Regions from separate parts of the Mus musculus genome. Here region 1 is linked to region 2. A link is a loop called in an ENCODE intact Hi-C map of the cell type or tissue named here. Cell type or tissue: left cerebral cortex. All regions are shown on one strand.

What was found. Hi-C counts contacts between places; a loop is a spot of excess contacts. Peaks named below come from ENCODE experiments on the same cell type or tissue, not always from the same donor. Only the 100,000 strongest peaks of a DNase experiment are listed, where the experiment ranks them.
Region 1: it touches region 2 in a loop (4-fold over the local background); 10 of 42 quality-filtered maps call a loop at or near these places.

Annotation. Positions count from the first base shown.
Region 1 is chr9:64,194,080-64,196,579 of GRCm38, reverse strand. The region is part of intron 5 of Map2k1 (mitogen-activated protein kinase kinase 1); the gene reads left to right. Among named protein-coding and RNA genes, the nearest start is that of Snapc5, 16 kb to the right of the region's middle. In left cerebral cortex, no CTCF peak of the experiment used is centred here; DNase peaks (open chromatin) are centred at 812 and 1,391; H3K27ac peaks cover 1,398 bases.
Region 2 is chr9:64,252,680-64,255,179 of GRCm38, reverse strand. It overlaps Map2k1 (mitogen-activated protein kinase kinase 1), which reads left to right and starts at 1,575. Exons shown (of 11, transcript NM_008927.4): 1 at 1,575-1,967. The coding sequence starts at 1,888. In left cerebral cortex, CTCF peaks have their summits at 1,364 (motif pointing right) and 2,368; DNase peaks (open chromatin) are centred at 1,447 and 2,388; H3K4me3 peaks cover 1,017 bases; H3K27ac peaks cover 943 bases.

The DNA of each region.
Region 1 (2,500 bases), 59 kb after region 2:
TTACTTCACACTGCTTGGCTTACCAACACCTGGCCCTGAAAGGTTGGGGGAGAACTGGAGGCTTAGATAAGCTGTTGAGAAGTGCTGGGCCTCTCCTGTGCCCTTTGAGGCTTCTGCTGGGACAGTGGGAAGAAGCTCAGGTAAATCTCCCAAGTCGGGAAGGGGACTCAGGCTCTAGACACCAGAAGTGGACACGGGAGGGCAGGTAGACAGGAAGACATTTCGGATGCAGGGAACAGCAAAAGAGAAGAAGGCAGGACTTAACACACTGGGCAATTAGAGTCAGGCCAACCTGGATTAGCTCAGGGAGAGAGGGAGATAAGAAACATTGGGAAGTTTTCAGAGCCAGCCAAAGGGGCTTTGTTTGGACTGTGTTTCAAGGCAAACGGGAGCCATAGCAGTCTGTATAGGGGCTATTCTGGAGGAGTTCTAGCTGTCATGTGTAGAAGATAGAGGGGGAAAATATGGGGAGAGGAAGAGTGGGGGGCAGCAGGCAGCTTTGGGAAGCTATTCCACAGTGCCCTTTGAGATTAGGAAATGAATTCATTCTAGCCTTGTTGGACACCTCACACTTTCTACTGCCAGAAAGAGTTATCTGGGCTAACTAGGTGGGGGTAGGGTGAGGCGCATTTTCTGCCTGACACTCTGGCAGCATTCTCTACTGCGCTAGGTCTCCTGATCACGAGGAGGGGCTTCATGCAGTATATCTGGCTCTCAAGGCCTGAAGGGTAAAGCCTCTCATTTTCTCCAGCCCCAGTAATCCCTGCAGATGGGTGGGTCTAGGAGGCTGAAGCTGGAGTTCAGAACCACATAAGGGAGAGCAGGGTTATGTAAGCTCAAGTGCAGATGCCTGCTTGCCATGTGAATAGAAATCAGATGCAAAACCCAGCTAGAGGCAGCTCAGCCTCGGAGAGCAGCAGCTGCAGCCTGGAGGGAGAGAAAGCAGCAGTGCCAAAGAATGCGGCCACCATGGAGGGGATGCTCTGGGCTGAGAGGGTCAGGGCAGCTTCCTCTGGGATGGTGTGTGTGTAGTATATATGTAGACAAGGGCTCACTCTGTGATGTGAGCCACCCTGCTCAGAGGAACCAGGACTTTCCAAAAAGTACCTGTAGCATAGGTGGAAGGGCTCCCGCCAGTGCTCCTCTCTTGCTTCAGGTTATACCTGAAATGCCATGGGAAACATTTGCGGTGGGGGAGTGAGGGGCCTTGAGGAGAAGGCTTATGTTAGAAGGCCTTCCATGTGCTGCCTCTACCAGCCCTACAGGCACATCACTCCCTTGGCTCTTCCTAAGTTGCTCCCATATCCCGAACATGTGACCTGAGGTCTGTTCTGCACTCTGTAAGCTGGTTAGAGAAAGAACAGCTGGCCCCTGCCACCTACCTAGTGTTAAAGTAGTGCTCCAATAGAAGACCGTGCAGGTGTGCCCTCACACCTTGCAGAGTAATGGCTGTGAGTGTTACACAGTCTCTCATTGGTTGAATTATCTCCTAAGACCAGTAGTATATACGCTGGATGCTACTGGGAATTTGGCAGCATGCCCCTGCCCTTTCTGTGGTATTGCAGGGGACCTATTTGAGGCAGGTGCTCAGTAACCAGTAGGCGAAAGACTGGTGAGGATGTTAGACAGAGGGCCGTTTTTGCCCTGTGGCCGTGAATAAACCCTTGACCCATACATAGCTCTGTATTGGAAGTGGGGGAGGAACCTGATACATTTAAGATTTCTCCCTGTGCCTGAATGATCACTGAGAGTCTCTGTGGGAGGTAGAGTTGTAGAGAGGTTTCTGGCTCCATAGAGATGCTAGACCGATAGTGAGGGCTGGGTCTTCGAAAGATCACACCGTGGTGCTGAGTGTAGATATGCTCATTCCATGGTTTGTGTTGGCTCAGCGTTTACCAAGGTAAGACAGACTCTGAGAGCTCTTCTTGCCTTGCTAGAGCTGGTGTGAACTGACGCTGAGGATGATACGGGCTAGCCCGCTCAGGGGAAGGGCTACCTGGAATATTATAAGACTGTCTCCCCTCTGCCCCCAGTTTACTCTTGGGAAGATTTTTAGAATCTATTGAAGAAGAAACAAGTAAGCCAGGCAGTGCTAGTGCAGGCCTTTAACCCTAGCACTCAGGAAGTAGAAGCAGGTGAATCTCTGAGTCTGCGCCAGCCTGGTCTGCACATGAGTTCCAGGACAGCTAGGACTATAAAGTCGTTTTGAAACTGTCTCAAAAAACTTTTATAAAGAGTAAATAACTTAGCTGGGTTTGGTGGCATGAACCTGTGATCCCAGTACTGGAAGCTGAGCAAGCAGGACCATGCAGCCTTACATTCCTTTTTAATCTTAGTAGTAGACACACCGTGTCTTGCTAGTACAGGTACCTGAAGTAATAGCCTTTGAGCTCTCCTCCTCCTGTTTGTTTTGGTCTGTTGAGACAGGGTTTCTCTGTGTAACCCTGGGAACTAGCTCTGTGGACCAGGCTAACCTTGAATTCAAAGGTCTGTCTGCTTT
Region 2 (2,500 bases):
ATAAAACAATATTTGTTTATCTTGATGCTGATAGACTAAATGGGAAGTTGGTAGACTAAACCTAGAGTCTTTAAGGGGTGGGCAAGATAGACAGTGTCTCATGTGGCCCAGGTTAGGTCTGAAACTTGCTAGGTAGAGGAGGAACTTGCTAGGTAGCCTTCTGATCCTCCTGCCTCCGTTTGGTCAGTGCATGCCCCTCAATACCTATTTATGTCCTGGTGATTAAAAAAAAAAGATTTATCTGATTTATTATTATCATCATTTTAATTTTTCTTTTTTTTAAGATTATTCATTTATTATATGTAAGTACACTGTAGCTGTCTTCAGATACTCCAGAAGAGGGAGTCAGATCTCGTTACAGATGGTTATGAGCCACCATGTGGTTGCTGGGATTTGAACTCAGGACCTTTGGAAGAGCAGTCGGGTGCTCTTACCCACTGAGCCATCTCATCAGCCATTTTAGTTTTTCACGACAGGGTTTCTCTGTGTAGTCCTGGCTGTCTTGGAACTCACTCTGTAGACCAGGTTAGTCTCCAACTAGGGATTTCCACCTGTTTCTGCCTACCGAGTGCTGGGATTAAAAGTGTGTGCCTGACTTTATTTTTAATGATGTTTGTGTGTGTTTGGGTATGTACACAAGAGTACATGTACCCTCAGAGGCCAGAGGCATGGTATCCACTACAGCTGGAAGTTACAGGTGGTTGTGAGCTGCCCAAACACGAATGCAGGGAACCCAACTAGAGTCCTGTTAAAGCAAGAAACACCCTCAACTTCTGCGCTAGCTGTCCAGGCTACTCCAAACTTGACTTTGCCAAAAGGCTTAGAAAACGAAAAAGAGGATATGAGATTGGATACATTTAGGTCGGCTGACCCCATTAATTAGACTTCAATCTGCTCTCAAAATAGGCTTCACTAATTTACCACCTCTGCAGCACGGAGTTCTCAGCTGTGTACCTCCATTTTAGTAGAATTAAAATAGAAAAATCATGTCAGTTTAGTTTAAGGAGTCTCTTGACAAGTTTTCTTTTATTTTGAGACTGGGTCTCACAATGTATCCCTGGCTGTGTAGACCAAGCTGGCTTCGAATGCGTACACATCAGCCTGCCTCTGCCTCTTGTACTGGAATTAAAAATGTGCACTCCTGGCTTTTGTTCAATTTAGTTTGCTCTTACTCAATTCCGCTTGGCCTCAGGACACGAAAAGGGGTCCTTTTCTTATTTATTTTGTACTTTTGTCTGGGTCAAAATGACCCAGCCCAAGGGAGGAGAAGAGTTGAGATAAATAGGCCAAGCAGCCCCACTCAAAGGCAAGATGACCTGCGTGCAAGAACCTCGTACAGCAGCCACCTGGATACCGCTGGTCAGCAGAGGGCGCCCGGAAAGCCTCCCTTTAACTCCGCCCCAAGCCAATGCGCCGCGCCTCCCGTGACGTATTTCCGCGTCATCTGCCTCTGAGGCTAGTCCCCATTGGCTGTCGGCGAAGCGACGGGGGCGGAGTCAGGCGGGCGTGAGGGAAGCGCTGCAGCCCCCGTGGGGGCGGGGCCTGCTCGTTTCCCCGCCCCTCCCTCACCCTCCAGTCCCTCACTGGGACGTCTGTGCGCGGCGTCTCGGAGCGCCGGAGCAGCGGTGGCCGCACTTTCTCCAAGCTGGGGCTGTAGCTGAGCTGTGGGTAGTGCGCAGGGAGCCGTCCGAGCCCGAGGAACCGGTGTGCTGAGGCGAGAGTTCCCGGCCGGCGAGCGCGCGCAGCTGGTTCTCCGCGTGGGTTGGGCGGAGGGTCCCAGGAGCGCGGCGTTGATCGAGCCGCCCCGACTCTGGGCAGAGCCGAGGGAGGAAGCGAGAAGCGGCCGCGCGCTCCCTGCTGAGTTGCAGGCTCTTTCCCGGCTGCAAGATGCCCAAGAAGAAGCCGACGCCCATCCAGCTGAACCCGGCCCCCGATGGCTCGGCGGTTAACGGGACCAGCTCGGCCGAGTGAGTACCGGGAGTGGCCGGGAGGCCGCCACCGCCAGGCGAGGCTTCGTCACGTACGGCCCGGCTGGCGGGGGGCGAGGAACTCCGGCCGCCGGGCTATCAGTGACTAAGCACTGATTGGGTGCCTGACTCACATCGACCGTGCACCCTACAAGTCCCGATCCCCCTCTTTCCCAACAGTGTCTGTCGTCCCTGGCCACCGACATCAATCTTCGCCCAAGAAAACGAAACCTAATGCGTCCCCCCCTAGCTATTGCCTAAAGGGCATACTCTGGGATTCTGGCCTGTAACAAGACGCAGAGCAAATTCAGGTCGCTTCTCATTAACCTTTGAGACCTCCTCGGGGTCTGAGTGTGGACTTGGGATGGGTGAGCCCCATTTACTTTTGGTGCCTGACACCTGTGGGGCCTTGTGGCCGGTTGATCGCCTGGCCAGCGGGGGCGTGTGTTCACAGATTTCCCCATGGCTTTTCCCTGGTTCACTTTGGGGACTCCCTCATCCGTGGCCTTTTTCTTGAGAAGTACCTTGCTCGA